6 separate regions of the Homo sapiens genome follow, and regions 1, 2, 3, 4 and 5 are each linked to region 6. A link is a contact called in ENCODE Hi-C or POLR2A ChIA-PET data. All regions are on one chromosome and are shown on one strand. The core of a region is the stretch at or near the end of the contact, and the rest is flanking DNA. Distances in the headings are between cores, read along the strand shown. Region 1 holds the start of BABAM1 (BRISC and BRCA1 A complex member 1). Region 2 holds the start of PIK3R2 (phosphoinositide-3-kinase regulatory subunit 2). Region 3 holds the start of IFI30 (IFI30 lysosomal thiol reductase). Region 4 holds the start of ANO8 (anoctamin 8). Region 5 has its middle 13 kb from the start of ARRDC2. Region 6 holds the start of FCHO1 (FCH and mu domain containing endocytic adaptor 1).

The links. Hi-C counts contacts between places; a loop is a spot of excess contacts on that map. ChIA-PET counts read pairs that join two places held with the same protein, here RNA polymerase II (POLR2A). Pooled maps may share reads with other maps.
Region 1: a pooled map shows a loop between it and region 6 (5-fold over the local background). The contact joins the promoter of BABAM1 here to the promoter of FCHO1 in region 6. A Hi-C loop is called at or near these places in 6 of 50 pooled maps. POLR2A ChIA-PET finds 5 or more read pairs at or near these places in 3 of 52 experiments (BJ, HEK293 and OCI-LY7).
Region 2: a loop to region 6 is called in a pooled map, with 6 times the contacts of the local background. The contact joins the promoter of PIK3R2 here to the promoter of FCHO1 in region 6. A Hi-C loop is called at or near these places in 1 of 168 maps with a recorded cell type or tissue (CD8-positive, alpha-beta T cell), 3 of 37 single-sample maps with no recorded cell type and 7 of 50 pooled maps. POLR2A ChIA-PET finds 5 or more read pairs at or near these places in 1 of 52 experiments (activated CD4-positive, alpha-beta T cell).
Region 3: a loop to region 6 is called in a pooled map, with 6 times the contacts of the local background. The contact joins the promoter of IFI30 here to the promoter of FCHO1 in region 6. A Hi-C loop is called at or near these places in 9 of 37 single-sample maps with no recorded cell type and 4 of 50 pooled maps. POLR2A ChIA-PET finds 5 or more read pairs at or near these places in 2 of 52 experiments (B cell and activated B cell).
Region 4: a loop to region 6 is called in a pooled map, with 11 times the contacts of the local background. The contact joins the promoter of ANO8 here to the promoter of FCHO1 in region 6. A Hi-C loop is called at or near these places in 2 of 37 single-sample maps with no recorded cell type and 10 of 50 pooled maps. POLR2A ChIA-PET finds 5 or more read pairs at or near these places in 2 of 52 experiments (SK-N-SH and activated naive CD8-positive, alpha-beta T cell).
Region 5: a map with no recorded cell type shows a loop between it and region 6 (18-fold over the local background). The contact joins the enhancer-like site here to the promoter of FCHO1 in region 6. A Hi-C loop is called at or near these places in 1 of 37 single-sample maps with no recorded cell type and 2 of 50 pooled maps. POLR2A ChIA-PET finds 5 or more read pairs at or near these places in 4 of 52 experiments (B cell, Caco-2, MCF 10A and 1 more).

The regions. Positions count from the first base shown.
Region 1 is chr19:17,265,514-17,268,692 of GRCh38, forward strand. BABAM1 (BRISC and BRCA1 A complex member 1) reads left to right here and starts at 1,930. Exons shown (of 9, transcript NM_014173.4): 1 at 1,930-2,014. RefSeq lists enhancers at 980-1,439, 1,700-2,199, 1,707-2,418.
Region 2 is chr19:18,151,602-18,154,796 of GRCh38, forward strand. It overlaps PIK3R2 (phosphoinositide-3-kinase regulatory subunit 2), which reads left to right and starts at 1,562. Exons shown (of 16, transcript NM_005027.4): 1 at 1,562-1,693. MAST3 (microtubule associated serine/threonine kinase 3) reads left to right here. Exons shown (of 28, transcript NM_001393504.1): 28 at 1-86. RefSeq lists enhancers at 313-392, 935-1,827, 1,133-1,412 and silencers at 1,523-1,902, 2,213-2,432.
Region 3 is chr19:18,171,824-18,175,401 of GRCh38, forward strand. It overlaps IFI30 (IFI30 lysosomal thiol reductase), which reads left to right and starts at 1,990. Exons shown (of 7, transcript NM_006332.5): 1 at 1,990-2,150; 2 at 3,217-3,399; 3 at 3,488-3,562. The coding sequence starts at 2,019. RefSeq lists a silencer at 1,735-2,044 and enhancers at 2,355-2,424, 2,552-3,217.
Region 4 is chr19:17,333,211-17,336,452 of GRCh38, forward strand. ANO8 (anoctamin 8) reads right to left here and starts at 1,645. Exons shown (of 18, transcript NM_020959.3): 1 at 1,355-1,645; 2 at 480-590; 3 at 212-344; 4 at 1-29. The coding sequence starts at 1,460. It also overlaps a transcript of GTPBP3 not described here. RefSeq lists a silencer at 1,148-1,587.
Region 5 is chr19:18,019,885-18,023,173 of GRCh38, forward strand. No RefSeq gene overlaps it. Among named protein-coding and RNA genes, the nearest start is that of ARRDC2, 13 kb to the left of the region's middle. RefSeq lists enhancers at 1,780-1,829, 2,304-2,853. Within about 2 kb of position 1,632, at least 36 of the 41 ENCODE cell types and tissues checked have a DNase peak (open chromatin) inside an H3K27ac peak, as active enhancers do; they include B cell, where a contact is called at or near this core.
Region 6 is chr19:17,749,369-17,752,963 of GRCh38, forward strand. It overlaps FCHO1 (FCH and mu domain containing endocytic adaptor 1), which reads left to right and starts at 2,109. Exons shown (of 29, transcript NM_015122.3): 1 at 2,109-2,209. FCHO1-AS1 (FCHO1 antisense RNA 1) reads right to left here and starts at 2,029. Exons shown (of 5, transcript XR_007067152.1): 1 at 1,848-2,029; 2 at 1,290-1,382.

The DNA of each region.
Region 1 (3,179 bases), core at 680-3,179, 480 kb before region 6:
CAAGTGCCCACCACAATGCCCAGCTAATTTTTGTATTTTTAGTAGAGACAGGGTTTCACCATGCTGACCAGGCTGGTCTCGAACTCCTGACCTCAAGTGATCTGCCAGCCTCGGCCTCCCAAAGTGCTGGGATTACAGGCGTGAGCCACCGCACCCGGCTAGGGATGGGTTTTTCCCATGTTGGCGAGGCTGGTCTTAAACTCCTGACCTCAGGTGATCCACTCACCTCAGCCTCCCAAAGTGTTGGGATTACAGGCATGAGCCACCGACCCCACCAGCCCCAGAAACATTTAAGAGCCACTTGAAGCCTCAGTTTATTTATTTATTTTATTTTATTAGATGGAATCTTGTTCTGCCACGCAGGCTGGAGTGCAGTGGTGCGATCTCGGCTCACTGCAACCTCCACCTCCTGGGTTCAAGCAATTCTTCTGCCTCAGCCTTCTGAGTAGCTGTGATTATAGGTGCGCGCCACCACACCCAGCTAATTTTTTGTATTTTTAGTAGAGACGGGGTTTCACCATATTGGCCAGGCTGATCTCTAACTCCTGACCTCGTGATCCACCCACCTCAGCCTCCCAAAATGCTGGGATTATAGGTGTGAGCCACTGCCCCCAACTCCTCAGTTGTTTTTTTTTTTTTGAGGGTCAAAGAAGCCGGCCACATTGGCCAGGCTCTAATTCGAGAATAGCCGGAGGGGCTGTGTAAGGTGAGCTTTGAAGCATAAAGAACTTGCCAGAAAAGCAACAGGAGGAACAGCATTCCAGGCAGAAGGAACTTCCTGGGCAAAGGCTTAGAGCCTTCAAAGAGCCGCTCTAGGTGACACAGCGAGACTCCATCTCAAAAAAACAAAAACAAAAACGAAAAAAAAAAACACAACAAAAACCCAGCTCTACTAAAAATACTATATATATCTCAGCCGGGCCTGGTGGTGCATGCCTGTAATCCCAGCTACTTGGGAGGCTGAGGCAGGAGAATTGCTCGATCCCTGGAGGTGGAGGTTGCAGTGAGCCGAGATTGAGCCACTGCACTCCAGCCTGGGCGACAGAGCAAGACTCTTGTCTCAAAAAAATAAAAATAAATAAATAAATACTTCTGGGGCTAAGGGGGAAGTGTGCACTAAGAAGACAACGGCAGCCTGGGCGACAGAGTGAGACTCCATCTAAAAAATAAAAATAAAAAAAAAAGGAAGGAAGCCTAGGGTAGTCTGATGCGGTGGTCCTCGCCTGTAGTCCCAGCTACTTGAGCGATCGCTTGGCTGTAGTGACTAGCCATGATCGCGTGACTGCAGTCTAGTTTGGGCGACAGAGCGATACCCTGTCTCTAAAAATAAGAAAAAAAAAAGCCATGAAAAAAGAGGTAGGCTTGAAATAGGCCCGACTTAGCTTCGCTCCACCTACAGTGACCCAATAAGACCAGAGTAAGTATTTTTTGATTCATGCAAATATATGTAAAATAAGGAACAAGAATTAAGTAATTGGGAAGGGCCCTGGATGCTCAGGCCACACCCACATGGGAATACCTGCCCCACATGGAGGCTCAGGCCAGCTCCACCAATCACCAATCAGCTCCTCCTCTTTCCCTAAATCGGCCTTCTCCGTCCCTCTTAGCCTATCACATTGCAAGCTCCACCTCTATTCCACGTTTCAGCCTATCACGGTAGAAGCACTGACTATTGTAGTCTGATTCGGCCAAAAACAAAAATTCACTAATTTTTTTAATCCAATCACATTTCATACTTTGCTCCAGTGTAGCCAATCACATTCCAGGTCCCGCCGCACCCAGCTCCAGGCAGCTCTCACTCCAAACCCCACCCCCAACCCAGTTTCAGCCTATCAGTTTCCAAGTTCTTTCTAGCCTCAACCAGTTTCTGTCTCTGCTTGTTCTGCAGCCCGCTGAACTACATTTCCCAGGAGGCGTCGGGGCTGCGCCGTACAACTTCCGGCTGTAAAGATGGCGGCTTCCTAGTGAGTCGGCGGCTGATTTAGAAGGAGGTTCAGGCTACGGTGAGCCGAAGGTGGGTGGTGAAAGCGTGTGGGGCCCGTTCCTAGGGGCCCAGCTCCCTTTGCCCCAAGAGATCCAGCTCCTCGCCTTTCCTGGGGCTTCCGCCTTTATTTCTGGTTTCTCCTGCAGTGTAGCCTCCATCCTTCTTGCTGCCGCTAAAGCCTTGTTTTTCTTAGAGGTGTGGGGACTGCAAGGCGCTCAAAGACCATCTTGGGAAGCCCGTGCCTATTTCCCAGATAGACAAACTGCTCCATTCGCGTCCTGTTTCTCTCCAAGGGGAACCACAGTACTAATATTTTGCTTCTCCCTCATGCAGACACCCGCTAGGGACGAGGGTGTCCTAGAGGTTATTATTCCCTTATTCACCAAGACATTTTCAGTTTTAGGTAACAGAAAACCCTACTCAATCTGGCTTAAGGAAGAAAAGGAAGTTGGTGGCTTATAGATTGGGTCTAACAGGAGCTGGGTCCAGGTGGTCAGAATTCGATCTGCAGTTTTCTCGGTGGAGACCATTTCGCTTTTTACCGAGGCAAAAGGGGCCCCTCACAGCTCTCAACTTTATTCTACCAGCTCTGCAACTCTAATGAGAGTCTCTTTTCCTTGATGACACTGCTAGAAGTTGCAGAGCTGCCACTCAATGGCCTGATTTGGGTCATGTGCCCATCCCTGAGCCATTTTCAGTGGCCAGAGAGCTGGGATGTGCTCACTGGCCGAGTAGGGGCATGGGGCTAGCACTACGTTAAAAAAAAAAAGAGGAAAAAAGAGGGGGGACTGTTATCTTATGTCGGAGTGGCTGCTCGGCTGAGAGGTGTAAAAGGCAGCCATTCTGCAGCTGAGGAAAGTGACTCCCTAAGAGGAGTGACTCATCATCAGTAAGCGGCTCATCGCCCCTCTTCCTTCTTAGTAACCAATCTTTTTTTTTTTTTTTTTTTTGAGACGGAGTTTCGCTCTTTTTGCCCAGGATGGAGTGCAGTGGCGGGATCTCGGCTCACCGCAGCCTCCCCTCCCGGGTTCAAGCGATTCTCCTGCCTCAGCCTCCCGAGTAGCTGGGATTATCCGCATGCGCCACCACGCCCGGCTAATTTTGTATTTTTAGTTGAGACGGGGTTTCTCCATGTTGGTCAGGCTGGTCTCGAACTTCCAACCTCAGGTGATCCACCTGCCTCGGCCTCCCAAAG
Region 2 (3,195 bases), core at 312-2,811, 400 kb after region 6:
TGTTGGAGGGTAGACCAAGGCTGTGCATGATTCACCCCCTCCTTCCATCCTGGAGCTGGCAGTGAATAAAAGCCCGTATTTACAAAGATGAGCTCCAACGTCTGGATTTGTGAGGGGCTGAGAAAGGAGGAAGGGAAGAGTGGGGAGGGGAGCGGAGTGAAATAGACCCATGGCTCAAAGTCATTGCAAGTGGGTTTTGAGGACTGCATAGCAGTTCGCTGTTGAGATTCTTCCTGATGCCATCGCTGGTACCAGCCTCCTGCTACCCTCTCCCTGCGAGTACTCCATCATAGCCCTGCCTTTAAAAGCTTCCTCCAGACATCTGGGCCCTGAGCTATGTTTTTTATTTTTATGTTTTTGAGACAAGGTCTCGCTCTGTAACCCAGGTTGGAGTACAGTGGCGCAATCACGGCACATTGCAGCCTCGACCTCCTGGGCGCCCTGGGCTATGTTAATAAAATAAATAAGCGGCGGGGCGCGGTGGCTCACGCCTGTAATCCCAGCACTTTGGAAGGCCAAGGCGGGCGGATCTCCTGAGGTCGGGAGTTCCAAACCACCCTGACCAACATGGAGAAACCCCGTCTCTACTAAAAATACAAAATTAGCCGGGCGTGGTGGCGCATGCCTGTAATCCCAGCTGCTCGGGAGGCTGAGGCAGGAGAATCGCTTGAACTCGGGAGGTGGAGGTTGCGGCGAGCCGAGATAGCGCCATTGCACTCCAGCCTGGGCAACAAGAGCGAAACTCCGTCTCAAAAAATAATAACAAAATAAGCAATCGTCGCGTCCTTTCTATCCTGGTCTTAGCTTGCGCTCTGCCATAAAACTCCCTCTAGCCGAACCCGGCCCAGCCCTAGAGCAATCCGTTACTTCCGGGGCGCTCAGCCGGCATGCAAACACTCTTGGCTACAGCCCCATCTCCGAGTGCGTTCGGCTATTTCCGGAAACCGTCGGCATCTAGGCTCAAGTCCGCTAAATTCTAGTGCCCGTAGGGGTCGAGATCGTTGGCTGTTTCCGGACGCTCTGGGTTGCCATGGAAACTCCTTCAACCCTGGCTTTCTCCGACTTCTGCTTTTTGCGGCAGGCCCTTTCCCCACTCTACTGCCCCCTGTTTGCTGAGCTTGAGAACGCCTCATTTGTCCCCTGGAACCATCTATGCTTCAGTAATTCCCATAAGCTGGCGGTCGCCTCTGGGTCTAAACTCCCAAGGCCTCCATTGGGCACTGAGCACATTCGGTTATTTCCAGAAACGCTCCGCGGTCTTGGGGATCAGCCTCAGTTGTGCCAGTGCGGCCGTAGAGAGTGTTCGGCCATTTCCGAAAGCGCTCGGGCGTCTCTAAGCCCAGCCGAGCCCAGTCTCGGATCCCTCGCCGACCCGATTGCACTCGGCTACCTCTGGAAACGCTCGGCTGTCTCGGGGGCACCCTCTAGTCCACCAGTCCCGCGGGATTACGTTCGGCTACTTCCGGAAACACTCGGGTGCCCCCTTACCTCAGGCTCCGCCTCGGCCTCGGTTCATCCGCCCGGCTCGAATGCGCTCGGGCATTTCCGCCGGGGGCGGGCCAGGCCGCTCGGAACCGTGGCGGCGGCGGAGGCGGGGATCCCGCGGCTGCGGCGACGGTGGCCGCGGTGGAGCCACGGGGCGGGCTTGGCTTGGTGTGACGGCGGCTGCGGCGGCGGTGGCGGCCGCGACCAGGTGAGTCCTGACTGGCCCTCGTGGCGGGGGCGGCTGGGAGTGTGCTTAAATGCGGGGCGCCCGGGGGCAGTGCCGGGCCCCGGTGGAAGCCAGAACGCAAGCGCCAGGCTGCGTCGGGCCCCGCGGGAACTGGGGGGGCCGCAGGCAAGGGGGGGCCTCGGGCTCGGCTCCGCAGCGGTGCAGCCTCCTTGGGACGGTCGGGGCAGAATGGGGAGAGACTCCCCGCGTCCAAGATACCGGACTGGAGCCGAGGCCCCAAATGAAGGGAGGCCCTGCCTGGAATGGGGCTTCGAATAGTACCGAGGGGCGCCCAGGCATTGTGCGGGGCAGAATGGGGTGCGGGAGGGCCGGGGGTCGAACCCACTTCCGGTCCCCTAGCCGGGTGGCCGGGTCCACGCAGACCCAAGTGCGCGTCTGTGTGAGCGCTCAGGCCCTGCCTTCACCCGCGGAGCCCCCAGCCCTGCCTGCCCCGCCCCTCCCGCCTCCCGGATTCGGGGAGCGCTGCTCCCGGGGCGCGCACACCGGGGCGTGGGGGCGGGCTGGCAGGCAGATCCAGGCGGTTTTCTGGGCATCCCCTCTCGGGGCCTCAGTTTCCCCACCTGTAGAATGAGGGTAACAGAGGCCTAGGAATGGGTAAATTGGGCACCCGAGAATGTGGCGCCCCTCCGCCCTGCTCGGACACCTCTTGGGGTTCCCCGTGACTGAAGGATGCTCAGAGCCTCCACCTGACACTCGGGCCTCTTGGTGGATAGCACCTATCCTTATAGCCACCCTGAATCCTTGACAAGCAACTTAACCCACTGCCAAGGCTTTGCATGTGCCGTTCCGTCTGCCTGTCGCGCCTTCCTATCCGCTGTGATGATCCATTCTCTAGAACAGCACGTCCATCCCCCGACCCTAGCCCTGTCCATCACAGGGCGTCTGAACCCGCAGGGCTAGGCTGGGAATGTGTGCCTATCTCCGCCTCCCCAGGCTGGGACTCCTGGGGAATAATCAATGCCCTGCTGCCGGCAGCCTCCCCTCCTCCTCAGCTGCAGTACCCCCACCTTCTCCTGGCTCCCTGTCCCTGCCTGGGGCTAAGGTTCCTTCTAAGCACCTCCCCATCTGCATTTTGTGCCTACTCTGGGCCCCAGGCTGGAGCTACCTGCCAGCCCACTCACTCCTCCTCTGCAGAGACTGGAGGTCCATTTGCTTGGACTCACCTCGAGGCCTTTGCTTGTGTAGAGGCCTCTTCCTGGACTTTGTTCCCTACCTCTTAGTTCAGCTGGCCTGACCCCTCTATGGAGCTCCCAAAGCACCCGGAGTGGCCTCCATTGCGTCCTCCCTGCCCTAGGTATCTGGCCACCTGGCTGCTGCCCCCTCATGTCCAACTGGGCCAAGTCGGCAGATCTAGGTGTAAGTCCTGGCTTCCTCCTGGCCTACTGCACGGCCCTAGATACCTCCCTGCTCTGAGCCTCAGTTTCCCCATCTGTAACAGGGGTGATGAAAAGCCTGTTTACTGG
Region 3 (3,578 bases), core at 740-3,239, 420 kb after region 6:
CTTGTCTGTTTTGTACAGCCACCTCTCAAGGCCCAACAAGGCTGAACCTGGGGCAAGTGCAGAAAGAAACCTCCACTCTGACCCAGTCTACTGCTGGGACCTTGGGACAGGACCTGCCTCCCTTAGCCTCAGAGCCCCCTAGCCTTGCCAGGCACTGTCCCTGCCATGTGTCCTGTCTGGAGATAACCCATAAATAACTCCAGCCCAGATTGTGCCTCTCACTGCATAGGTGCTCACAGGAGAAAGGTTGCCATCTTTATGATCCCAGCTATGCTGAGCTGGGGGTGGAAGAGAATATCCCGTGTGGTCTCTAAAAACACTCAACCACTGGCTGTGTGTCCTTGGCAAAATAGCCTTCCCTCTCTGATCAGCCATTTATTTGTTACCAGCTGGAGTCAGTAGCACCTACCCCCAGCCCCAACTGGATGCTTCTGAGGGTTCAATGATAAAATGGGTTGTAGGCCCACTCTATGCCTGGCACCAAGCCAGAGAGCAATACATTGTAGGGTTACATTTATGATTTCTTCCAATAGGGCTGGTGCCTGGTAACTACTGGAAAAATTGTAGCAATTATATTTATGGTTATTTCTTCAATCCCACCCGGCATAGGGTAAGCACCAAAGTTGGGGTGGTGAGTCTTGGGGAGCCTTTGCCAACGGTTTGGTCGTCTGAGGGATGGGCTCGGGGACCATCCAGCCACTGGGACTTCAGAGAAGCTCCGGCTCCCAAACCAGCTACTGTGTGTGTGGCCAGGGTCTTCCCCACAACTAGAGGGGGGCACAGCTGGGGACTCAGGTATATCTTCCAGCTGGGTGTGGGACATTTTCTTCCCTAGGATCCGATGTGTCTTGCCCTGAATGTAAGGCCTGGCAGGGTTGGAATGTCTCAGTTATTCCCCCAACACTCCAGCCTCCATCTGGGCCTTTTTTCCAGGCTATTCTCTCTGCCTTCACTGTTGGGGCCACTGTCCTGTGTAGGCACCAAGGCCTGACCATGCCATCCAGAAGCCCCAGCCTGGGACAACTCTCCCCCACCTGCCTCTGAGCCCTCCATGGTGACTCTTGTTCCCCAAACCTTATCCTTCTCCCCATTACACAGAAGGGAAAGCTGAGGCTCTGTCACTCAAATCCAAAGCCAGGTGGACTCCAAGCCACCCCACCCCTATCCCAGACAGCACAGGCTGCCTCTCTCCCCCATGGGCGTCCCTTGAAGGCCAGGTTGCCCCCCACCCCCCACAAGCCTTGAACGATGAAAAGAAGGAAGGCCAGTTCTCTTCACCCCAAGCCAGAAGTGGGGCTGGGTGGGTACCCTAGAGAAATGACACGCCACTCCCTGCGCCAGCTTCTGCTTTCCGGCGTGGCTGTGGTCAAGCCTGAGTCAGTCCCACGGGACCACGGTGAGGGGTCTGGAGCGTCGGGGTCAGGAGTTTGAGGGGGGAAGGGTTGAGGGGCAGGATGTGGGGGTTGGGTGTGAGGGAGGTCACGGGCGAGACTGGAGGGAGGAGACCTGGCCACACAGGCCTTGCCCACTCTCGGGGGCCTGAATATTTCAGTTACTCCCCCAAAACCCCGGCCTCCATCCCATCCCCAGCCTCCATCCGACGTCACCCCTGTTAGGTCACAGGCCCACTCTGAGAGTGGGTCTCGGGCCTCAAGTCCCCTAGCCGCCCCTAGAAGGTCTAGGGGTGCGTGGAGACACCACCATTCCTCTCAGCCTGTGTCTGTCTCAAAGGCCCCACCTCACCTCCCCTAAAGGTAGTCTTGCGCCAGGGCTCACGTGCCTGGGCAGGGCTGATTGCCAAGGGGCCCAATGGCCTCGTGACTGGGGACCCAGCACCTGGCAGGGGTGGGGGTGGGACACTCAGAGGAAGGAGTGGAGGAGGGAGAGACGCTGGCCCGGGACCCGAGGGGCGTGGGCATCGGGAGGCGGGCCCGGGTTAGGGGCGGGACCGCCGCCTGGTTAAAGGCGCTTATTTCCCAGGCAGCCGCTGCAGTCGCCACACCTTTGCCCCTGCTGCGATGACCCTGTCGCCACTTCTGCTGTTCCTGCCACCGCTGCTGCTGCTGCTGGACGTCCCCACGGCGGCGGTGCAGGCGTCCCCTCTGCAAGCGTTAGACTTCTTTGGGAATGGGCCACCAGTTAACTACAAGGTAGGGACGGCGACAGGGCGGGCAGGCTGGAGGGAACAGGCGCCCTGTCGGGGCACGCGGCTCCTTCTTTCTCCCCAGACTTCACAGGGGAAGACCAGGGCCCCGAGGGGACGCTGTCCCTGCCGGGTTCCTGGAAAAACCCTGTTCAGTTCCCGGCGCTGCGGCCACACTCCCTCCGTGCCGTTTCGCTTTCGCATCCCGCATCTGAGAGGCGCAGCTGCCTCCACCCGCCTAGTCCCGCCCAAGGGTTCAATGAGCGCCTACTGTGTACTTTTGGGGCAGGAGCTGGGGTCTCCTTTTGTGGCCCAGGGCACAAGTTCAGCAGCTGGCCAAGGGCCGCCGGCATGCATTCTTGCTGCTACCCTTGATGCATTCATTCCAGCCAGGGCAGGGCTCGCGTGTCTTTGGGACCTATTAGGCAGATGCCCTAGAGGCTGAGCGACTTGCTCACCGCTCCAGCGACATGGGCCACCCGCCACCCCTCAGCTGAAGCCGGAAGTCAGCACCTATTAGGTGCCGCCTCTATTCAGTCGGACTTGGAAAGGGTTCACGTGGATCCCTTGCTCAGCTCAGAGGCAAGGTCTCCAGGTGAAGTGACAAGAAATGAGCATGGGCCAAGGCCGGAGGCGGTGGCTCATGCCTGTAATCCCAACACTTTGGAAGTCTGAGGCAGGCAGATCACGAGGTCAGGAGTTCGAGACCATTCTGGCCTACATGGAGAAACCCTGTCTCTACTAAAAATACAAAAATTAGCTGGGTGTGGTGGCATGTGCCTATAATCCCAGCTACTCAGGAGGCTGAGGCAGGACAATTGCTTGAACCAGGGAGTCGGGTGTTGCAGTGAGCCGAGATCGTGCCGCAGCACACCAGCCTAGCGACAGTGAGACTCCATCTCAAAAAAAAAAAAAAAAGTCTCAAAGTCAAGATTCCACCTGGCAAGTTCTGGAAGGCGTGCAAGATGAATTGCGTATCACAGCCCCCTTTCTACAAGACTACCAAGTGGGGTTGAGAGAAGTGGGGAACTGCCCAGGGCTACACCTGCCTCCCACGCCTTCCTAATCCACAGACAGGCAATCTATACCTGCGGGGGCCCCTGAAGAAGTCCAATGCACCGCTTGTCAATGTGACCCTCTACTATGAAGCACTGTGCGGTGGCTGCCGAGCCTTCCTGATCCGGGAGCTCTTCCCAACATGGCTGTTGGTCATGGAGATCCTCAATGTCACGCTGGTGCCCTACGGAAACGCACAGGTGTGTGGGCGCTGGGGAAACTGAGGCACGTGGGCAGGGGAGCAGGGGACCCAGCCTACCAGCAGGCTCTCACCCTGCTGCCTTGCAGGAACAAAATGTCAGTGGCAGGTGGGAGTTCAAGTGCCAGCATGGAGAAGAGGAGTGCAAATTCAACAAGGTGGAGGTGAGCGGCCCCAGGG
Region 4 (3,242 bases), core at 395-2,894, 420 kb before region 6:
GACCCAGCTCGTCGGCCCCTCGGAGTAGGCTGTGAAGAAGGCGGAGGAGGTGGGCTCACAGGGAGGCCCCGGCCCACCATCCTGGAGCTGAGGATGGTGCACCTGGCAGCCTTTGGGACAAACGCAGGGCGGCTGGATAGCATGGTTGGCACTTGGTAGAGCGGGGAGTCGGGTGGCAGGCTCAGCGAGAGGCCAGGGACAGGGGACTCGCCTCTCATACGTGGCGGTGACAAAGAAGGCGTAGGCACGCGTGTGGCGGTGGTGGCGGACTTGCACGATGAGCTCGGGAATGCCCACGCGGATGTGGTTCAGCAGCCATAGCAGCGTGTGGTCATCGGTCGTGTCTGCCAAGGGGCACAGGGACCGATGGCTCCTGCCACGAGGGGGCCCAAGGCCTCCTACGTATTCCCGTTCTGGGAAGCCGAGCTCAGGAGAGCCGCATCTGGGCACTGGGCGGGCGGGCGGGCGGGCTTGGGTACCTGGGAAGGTCATCAGCACGTCGCAGTTCTCTGTAGGCACCGTCTTCATCCACGCCTTGTGGGACACCAGGTAGCGACCAGCCTGCAGGAGCCGCTTTCCGAAAAGCTTATCTAGGGGGCGGCGTAGCAGGCCCGGGTCAGGCCACTCTGGGATCCGGACCCGGCCTCCAGTCTTGGCTCCTCCTGCCCCCGCCAGGGCTCCTCACCACTCCACCTGGCATTCAAGGCCCCGGGAGCTCTGGGCTTGGCTTATTTTCCTCCCTCCACGTCCTTGTACCAGCCAGGCCTTCCTCCAGAAATGCCCTTCCCCCCAGATCCTCCCTTACAAATCTTACTCATTCTTGAGGCCCAGCTCCGCCTCCAAAACCACAATCGATGGGGCGCTCACTAGCAGCCCTGAGCGCTTCACCACATTATGACAGCGCCGTCCTTGCAGCAGCCCCAGGGACTAGGTGCGGTTCTTACCCCCATTTCACAGGTGAGGAAACTGAGGCCCAGAGCGTTTAAGTCACGCGCCCAAGGTCACACAGTCAAGCTGGGATTTGAACCCAGGACCGTATGATTCTGTATTCTTCGCGGAGAGGCTCTCTCAAGCACATCCCTGGCCCGCCGCGATCCCGCAGCCCGGGGGTGGCAGGGCGCAGCCCAAGCCTGGGGCTCTCGGAGGGGCGTGTCCGCGTCTCCGCGCCGGGACCCCAGCCCGAAGCACCGTCCCAGCCCCGCCCGCCGGGCCGCAGCCGCAGTGCCGGGAGGAGCCGGCCCCTCGTCCAGACACCACGCCAGGTTACGTTTGACCCTGATCCTCCTCCCCGTGTAGTTGACGCGGGCTCCCCAGGCACCTGCAACCCTGTCTGGTCCAGCCGCCGCACACATACCCAGAACTCCGGACGCCGGGGCTGCAGGCTCGCCCTCCGGCGGGGGCCTCTTGCCACGCTCGCCCTCCAGGGACGTGCCCCCGGCGCCGGAGGCGGCCTCGGCCATGGCGAGGACAGGTCAGGTCAGGGGCTACGGACGGCCCGGGCGACGGGGAGCCGCGGGCTCATGGGGCCGGTGCAGCCGCGGAGCGCGCGGGAGGAGGAGACAAAGGCCGCGCCCGCCCGCGCCGGCCTCGGTCCTCGCTCGCCCGAGCGCTGCTTCTCGTCCCCGCCCGAGCCGAACCTCGATTCTCCTTCCCGGCCCGATGCACGTCACTCTAGGGTTCTCAGCTGAGTTCGCCCGCCTAGTTCTTTGGTTCGCGTCTCCGCCCGTGTTGTTTTCTGGGTTTCCTTCTCGCCCGCCTACCTCGCTCCCTGCTGCTGGTCCCCGCCCGCACTGATGGTGCATTCTCCAACTTGTCCCCACCCATGCTTTCTTCTGGTCCCCGCCTCGGAGCCTCAGTTTCCCCATCTGCAAACTCCGGACCCTGGAGACGCTGTTTGGAATGTGAGATGGGCGTAAGTTGACTAAGGGAGGACGTGGGAGGGGCGGGCCGGTTGGGGAAGATTCCTGGTGACAATAACTTCAACCACCCCAGTAGGGCTGTGATACATAATTACAGCAAGCCCTGCTTAGGAACTTTGCACGCACCATTTGGCTGCCTAGAACACTCCTCATGCACTCTTCGTCCGGTTAACACCGACTCCCTTCAGGATGTAACCTCGGAGAGGATCCCATAGAGTTGTCAAGTTTAGCAAATAAAAATACAGTCCGTCTAGTTAAATGTAAATTTCAGATAAAAGAATAAATGTTAGCTGGGCGGGGCGCACCTGTAATCCCAGCTACTTGGGAGGCTGAGGCAGGAGAATCGCTTGTGCTCAGGAGGTCAAGGCTGCAGTGAGCTGAGATCACACCCACTGCACTGCATCCTGGGCGACAGAACGAGACCCTGTCTCAAATACATATATATACATACATACATAAATGTTTCTATGTCCTATGTCTACATGGGACATACTAGTACTAAAAAATTATTCATTGTTTATTTGAAATTCACATTTAGCTGGGCGACCTGGGTTTTACCTGGCATTTGGCCAACCCCTGACTATTCTGAGTAGCTCAGTCTGTTAGACTGAAAGCCCAGCGAGGGTAGGAACGAGGGGCCAGGTCTGGTTCTCAATGCGAGCACACAGTAGGCGCTTGCTGTACGCTTGTTACAGATGTAACAACTAGCTTGTTACAGATGTAATAACTAGCTTGTTACAGATGTAACAACTAGAGAATGGCAGATGAAATATAAATATGTCATCATTTGTTCCTATTTTACAACTTAAAATATTAAAGCCTCGGCCGGGCGCAGTGGCTCACGCCTGTAATCCCAGCATTTTGGGAGGCCAAGGCGGGTAGATCACCTGAGGCAAGGAGTTCGAGACCAGCCTGACCAACATGGCCAAACCCTGTCTCTATTAAAAATACAAAAAATTAGCCAGGCATGGTGGCGCACGCCTGTAGTCCCAGCTACTTGGGAGTCTGAGGCAGGAGAATCGCTTGAACCTGGGAGGCGGAGGTTGCAGTGAGTCTAGATCGCGCCACTGAACTCCAGCCTGGGCGACAGAGCGAGACCCCGTCTCAAAAAAAAAAAAAAAAAAAAAAAAAAGCTTGGGCAACGTAGTGAGATCCCCGTCTCCACCAAAAAAACGAAAACAAAACAAACAAACAAAAACAACAAACAAAAAGAAACACCGAAAAGTTAGACTGGCATGGTGGCTCGCGCCTGTGGTTCCAGCTACTCAGGAGGCTGAGGCGGGCGGATCCCTTGAGCCCAAAAGTTGGAGGTTGCAAGAGCCG
Region 5 (3,289 bases), core at 382-2,881, 270 kb after region 6:
AGGTGATCTGCCCATCTTGGCCTCCCAAAGTGCTGGGATTACAGGCGTGAGCCACCATGCCCAGCTCAGATGAAGATTCTGATGGGGGTGGAGGTGTCATCCCTTGCACTTGCTCCCAAGACCTCCTAGAGTCAGACGTGTCCCCCATGCAGAGTCAAATGCTAGGTCTCTATCTCTCAGTGTCTCTGTCTGTTTCATTCTGACTCTCACCATCTTTTCTTTCCCATCTCTGTCTCTCTCTCAATATCTGTCTTGCTTACTGTCTCTGTCTCTGTCTCTCAGTCTTATTGCCTCTGTACTTCTGTCTCTTTCTCCCTGTCTCTGTCTCCCTCTGCCTCTGATTCTCTCACTATCTCTCTTGGCTACCATCTCTCTGTCTCTTTGGGTCCCTGACTCTCTCACCATCTCTGCCTCCTGCCCTGGCCCGGCCAGCTGGGGGACAAGGGGTGACAAGCAGTCAGGGCGCCCGCTGCTTGTTTTCCCACCCACGCTGGCAGGGAGCCCAGCCCAGCCGGGCCACTGTTCAGGAATCCTCCAGCCTCCCCGCTCCAGCCACCAGGCGCGGCCACCGCCAGCCTCTCCTCCCAGCACATTCTGTCCCAAGCAAAGAGCGCCAGAGATGGGGTGGGGGTGGGGGTGGGAGGGGGACGCATTCCTGCTGAGCTCCAGTTACAGGACAGCTTGTCCTGGTGGCCCCACCAGCACAACCTCCTGATGGCTCCCCATCCTGCTGTGGGGTTAGACCTTCCTGAATGAAGCCAAAGCCCCTCTGCCAGTTCGTGCCCACCTCAGGGCCTTTGCACCAGCCATACCTTCCACCTGGCACTCTGTCTCCCTAGATCTCCCCAAGACCTCCTCCGCCTGCACATCTGAGACCTCACATCACCTTCTCAGCAAGTCCCCTCTGTCCCTAGGCCCGGGCACCCCAAATTCCCCTCCTGCTGCCCCAGTGCATTTAATTTCCTGGTCCTCCCCATGTCCCTGGGGTTACATATTCACTTGTTTGTTGATGTGGTGTCTATTACACCAGGTCCCCACTGTGTCCCAGCACCCTGAACACACAGTAGGTGGCTTAGTGAAGGTTTTTACAATTGACATCTATTCCTCCCAAAGCTCAGCCCGCCCAGGCTCATCCATGTGGATCCACAGTTCTGACCACCCCACCTCTGCCTCACCCTGCCTCCGCCACCCCTGCACCCTAATGCAGCAGGATTTCCCAAGCCCCCCTGCCTTGGCCCAGGGAGTTATCTCCACCAGATCCACCTTTCTGAGCGAGGAGCTGGGTGCATTGAGGGGCAGGGGCGGCTGGAGTTCAGATGCACCTTTTGAGCGAGGGGCTGGGCCTCTCTGTCGCTGGGCTCCAGGCACAGGGCAGTCATGATGTACACACACACGTGCAAACACACACGCACACACATAAGCCTGTCAGCAACATAGAAACACCAGCCAGTGAACTCGGGCACAAGCAGCCGGGCACAGAGTGTTCACCAGGTGCTCACATGTGGAGTACCCCAACTCCTAGGAGGATGCGGTTATGGCCTGGATCCTACAGGTGGGGCCCAGACATGGGCTTTGAACCCACGCCAGGGTATGCACAAACCTATCCAAACACACGCGTGTCTGCCCTAGCTTCCCTCACCCGGGAGTCACCCCCCCACCCCCCACCTTGTTTTTGATGTTCAGGAAAGTCCCCAGAAAGCACTGGGCCCGGGCAAGGGGCCAGGAGGAAATGGTGACTCAGCCGGTGGCCATCAGTGCCTGCCACGCTGGGCTGGGTGGACTGCGCGGCCCGATCTGGGAGGATCCACAGAAAACAACAATAAAAGATGAGGGCGTGGGTGCGGGGTAAAAAGGACTCAGCCCAAGAATGATCAGAGAGGGGATGGATCCCCCTGTGCTCCAACACTTCAACCCTGCTGGGCCTGATTGACAAGTGGGGAAACTGAGACACAGGGAACAAGTGACTTCGCCAAGGCCCACCAGCCAAGATGGTACAGGCAAGGGGATCCCTAAGTCCTTAACACAGGGGTCTGGAGGAATGTCTACCTGCCCTGCCCTTTTTTTTTTTTTTTTTTTTGGAGACAGGGTCTCACTCTGTCCGTCAGGCTGGAATGCAGTGGCATGATCTCAGCTGACTGCAATCTCCGCCTCCTGCCTCAGCCTCCCAAGTAGCTGGGATTACCGGCGCCTGTCCCTATGCCCAGGTAATTTTTGTATTTTTAGTAGAGATGGGGTTTCACCATGTTGGCCAGGCTGGTCTCAAACTCCTGACCTCAGGTGATCTGCCCACCTCGGCCTGCCAAAGTGCTGGGATTACAGGCGTGAGCCACAGTGCCCGGCTCCCTGCCCCACTTTCTGAGACCCAGATCCACTTCCTGGTTTCCTGTGTGGTCATGTGACCACACTTGGCCAATTGGAGCCTTTTGTTATCACAGGCACAGGGATTGGGTCAGGGCTGGGCACGTGATCCTGCCTGAGCCAATCATGCTACGAGTTTGGAGACTCCCTGGAAGAAGGCCTAGAAGTAAGGAAAACCATCTTGGACGCATGATGATGGCAGTGGATCAGAGTCCCAAGGACACTGGTGAAGATCAGAGCAGGACTCACACAACCTCAGATCCCTGTGGAGTCAGGGTGGAACCAGAGGGAAGGCTGAAGGCTGGAGGGTCCTGAGAGGCCTTGCAGAAAGAGAGGACATTGGAGCTGGGGCTTTGATGGATGAAGAGGAACTAGGGAAAGGCATTTCAAGCAGAGGGAACAGCCTGTGCAACCACAGCAGGCAGGTGGGAGCTAGGCGTGTCCTCAGCCACCCCAGTGGCCCCATGGGGCTGGAGCATAGAGAGGCATCTGCAAATGTGTTTATTTGTTTATTGAGACGGAGTTTTGCTCTTGTTGCCCAGGCTGGAGTGCAGTGGCGCAATCTTGGCTCACTGCAACCTCCGCCTCCCGGGTTCAAGCGATTCTCCTGTCTCAGTCTCCTGAGTAGCTGGGATTACAGGCGCACGCCACCACGCCCACCTAATTTTTTGTATTTTTAGTAGAGACGGGGTTTCACCATGTTGGCCAAGCTGATCTTGAACTCCTGACCTCAGGTGATCCACCCGCCTTGGCCTCCCAAAGTGCTGGGATTACAGGCGTGAGCCACTGCGCGTGACTATTTATTTATTTTTTTAGATGGAGTCTCACTCTATTGCCCAGGCTAGAGTGCAGTGGCACGATCTTGGCTCACTGCATCCTCCGCCTCCCAGGTTCAAGTGATTCTTCTGCCTCAGCCTCCTGAGTAGCTGGG
Region 6 (3,595 bases), core at 859-3,358:
GGAGGAGGAAGCTCTGTAAATACAGACATGATTATTATAATATTAATGACAGTATTAGTGCTCTTTAAATCGGGTCACAGCTGACCAGGAGGAGGGAGGGGAAGGGGGAGTCTATCAAAGGCATTGCCTGAGGAGACTCCAGCACCTGGGAAAGTTGGGTACACAGTAGGCATTCAATAGATGTTTGCCAAATGAAGTGAGGAAGAGGGAGGGGACCCATGGGGAGGACAGAAAATTTCTGAGAATCCCTGGCTCAGATTCCCACTTGGTGGCCCGAGTCACTGTGTGACCTGGGGCACGTGTCTCAGTTTCCCCATCGTGGTGCTGGTTGAGATAAGATACTGCCTTGAGGTGTGGTGACGAGAATCAAGCCAGATTGTCTGTGATCGCAGCCCAGGTGGCGAGGCCAAGAGGGGAGACATGACATAGTGGGTCATTGAAACAGCATGGTACCTGCTTGAACCAAGTGACTGGTCCGTGGGAAGGATGAGAAAACCCTTGCTACTGGCCCTACTGTACATACACTGGGGTCCAAGAGAGAGGGAAATGTGAGATCCTGTTTCCCAGGATCCTGGAAGCCAGATCGTGGAAGGTCAGGAGTGGCCCAAGGTCATCAGGCAAGACGTCAGCGGCTCCGGACACCCAGCCAGGCACCACTCGATTCCCAGGATGGGAGCTCGGGTCTTGCCTTTGTTGCTGATGTGGTTCCTGCTTTGTTTTATCTGTTCTGGGGCTGCTCACATGTCTCAGCCCCAGGTTTGCAAGACTTGGTGCCGGGAAGGCAGGATGGGGACCTCTGAGTCAGCTGGCAATGTGCTGTGTAACCTTGGGCAAGTCTCCGGCCATCTCTGGGCTTTGTGCTGGTACTGTACAGGCTGGGAGACTTGGGTTCTAGCAGGGCTGACTTCTCCATCAGACCCAAAATGCCCAGTGTCTCAGGCTCACAGTGCTTTTAGGGGTCCCTAGGTTGATGTTTTCACTTCTTTTAAAATCCAAAGGGAAAAAAATGAACTCTTGGGTTGAAGGAAACATTTTTGTGTATAATATTAATATATTTGTCTTTATGTCAATGTAGTTGTAAAATACAGTTTTGTTTTGTTTTGTTTTTGAGACAGAGTCTCTCTCTGTCACCCAGGCTGGAGTGCAGTGGCTCGATCTCCGCTCACTGCAACCTCCATCTCCTGGGTTCAAGCGATTCTCCTGCCTCAGCCTCCCGAGTAGCTGGGATTACAGGCATATGCCACCCCACCCAGCTAACTTTTGTATTTTTAGTAGAGACGGGGTTTTACCATGTTGCCCAGGCTGTTCTCGCACTCCTGGGCTCAAGCAATCCACCTGCCTCGGCCTCCCAAAGTGCTGGGATTCCAGGCATCAGCCACCACCTAAAATATAATTTTAAATTTCTTTTGTAGTGAAGGAAAGCGCTCATGAATGCAAAAATGTCTTCCCCTTTCTTTTCTTTTTTTTTTTTTTTTGAGATGGAGTCTCGCTCTGTCGCCAGGCTGGAGTGCAGTGGCGCAATCTCGGCTCACTGCAACCTCTGGCTCACTGCAACCTCCACCTCCCGGGTTCAAGTGATTCTCCTGCCTCAGCCTCCTGAGTAGCTGGGACTACAGGCATGGGCCACCACGCCCAGCTAATTTTTGTATTTTTAGTAGAGACGGGGTTTCACCGTGTTGGCCAGGATAGTGTCAACCTCTTGACCTCGTGATCCACCCACCTTGGCCTCTCAAAGTGCTGGGATTACAGGCGTGAGCCACCGCGCCTGGCCATGTCTTCCCCTTTCTGAGCGCATTTCCCTCTCTGAGCCTCAGTTTGCCCAGTCTGTGAAGTGGGTATCGGCCTACCTCAGGATGGCAAGATGTTGAATGCCTGGGCCAGGGTTGGTGCTCAGTTATTTCCCAATTGCCATGATTAATATTTGTTCGGTAAGAACAGCTCCAGGTTCAGGCCGGGGGGCTCCAGGTTCAAGCGCCTCTTGTTTACTCACCCATGGCCTGTGTGGTTCCAGGGAGGTCCCATGGGTGCTGATCGGGCGGGGGAGGAAAGGTGGCGGTTGGATGGTAGGCGGGGCGGGGTGAGCTTCCTGTCCCCCCCCCAACCCATGCACACAAGCCTCCAACTTGGTGCTGACGGAAGTGGCCTCGTGGCTGTCTCCTGGCGCCTGCCCCGTCAGACAGGGGCCCCATCCCACTCGCTACCCTGTCCGGTGAGTTTGAGCCCTGGCCAGTAGATACCCATCATCTCGCCTTGGCCCCCCTCAGGAACAGAGGGGAGGCCCCCCTGCCCGGAGCCTGGGTTTCAGGAGAAGTAGCAGGTGTCACTTCCTGGGCTGGCCAAAGCCTGCATGGGGCCACCCGTTGCCCTGCCCCCCGTCCCCCATTCCAGCTGTGAGTGGTGGTTTGGGTTAGGGGGGCGGCAAGGGGAGCTTGGAAACCCAGAGAGCCACGCGTGATGGTTTCAAACAGGAGGTCATTGGCAGACAGACCAGGGGCAAAATCACAGTCAGCCGGGACCAATGATTGATCTCTCTGTGCCTCGGTTTCCTTCATAAAGTTGGGGTTGCCTCTGAGGGCATGGCATGAAGATTGGATGAGCAGATGCGTGTGAATAGTTGGGTACAGGGTCGCACACATACTGGTGCTCCATGTGTATCTGTCTGCCAGAGGTGGGGTGAGGCAATCTAATTGAAACTGTGAAAACAGTAGTGAGATTCTTGGTTTCTGGGGAACTTGGGCTCCTTGGTTCCTGGGATCTTCTAGAACAATGTTGGCCATCCAATACAGCAGCCATCAGCCCCATGTAGCTACTGAGCCTTGGAAGAGAGGCTGGCACAGCTGAGGAGCTGGGCATATAATTGTATGTATGTATGTATGTATGTATGTATGTATTTAATTATTATTTTTTTAAGACAGAATCTCACTCTTTCAACCAGGTTGGAGTGCAGTGGGGCAATCTTGGCTCACTACAACCTCCGCCTCCCAGGTTCAAGTGATTCTCCTGCCTCATCCTCCCAAGTAGCTGGGACTACAGGTGTGTGCCACCACGCCCTGCTGATTTTTATATTTTTTGGTAGAGATGGGGTTTCACCATGTTGGCCAGGCAGGTCTCGAACTCCTGACCTCAAGTGATCCACCCACCTCGGCCTCCCAAAGTGCTGGGATTACAGGCGTGAGCCACTGCGCCCAGCCAATTGTATTTAATTTTACTTGGTTTAACATTAATACAAAAATTAATACAAAAATTAAGGCCAGGGGTTGTGGCTCATGGCTGTAATCCCAGCACTTTGGGGGTCCCAGGCAGGAGGATGGCTTGAGCTCAGGAGTTCGAGACTGGCCTGGGCCACACTAGTGAGACCTAGTCTCTACAAAAAAAAAAAAAAAAATTTATTTTTAATTAGTTAGACATGTAGTCCCAGCTACTCGGGTGGCTGAGATGGGAGGATCACTTGAGCCTGGGAAGTCGAGGCTGCCATGAGCTGTGATCATGCCACTGCACACTCCAGCCTGGGTGACAGAGCAAGAACCTGTCTCCAGAAAAAATAAAAAAATAAAAAAAACTTAATACAAAAATTATTCAGGCGTGAGCCTGTAGT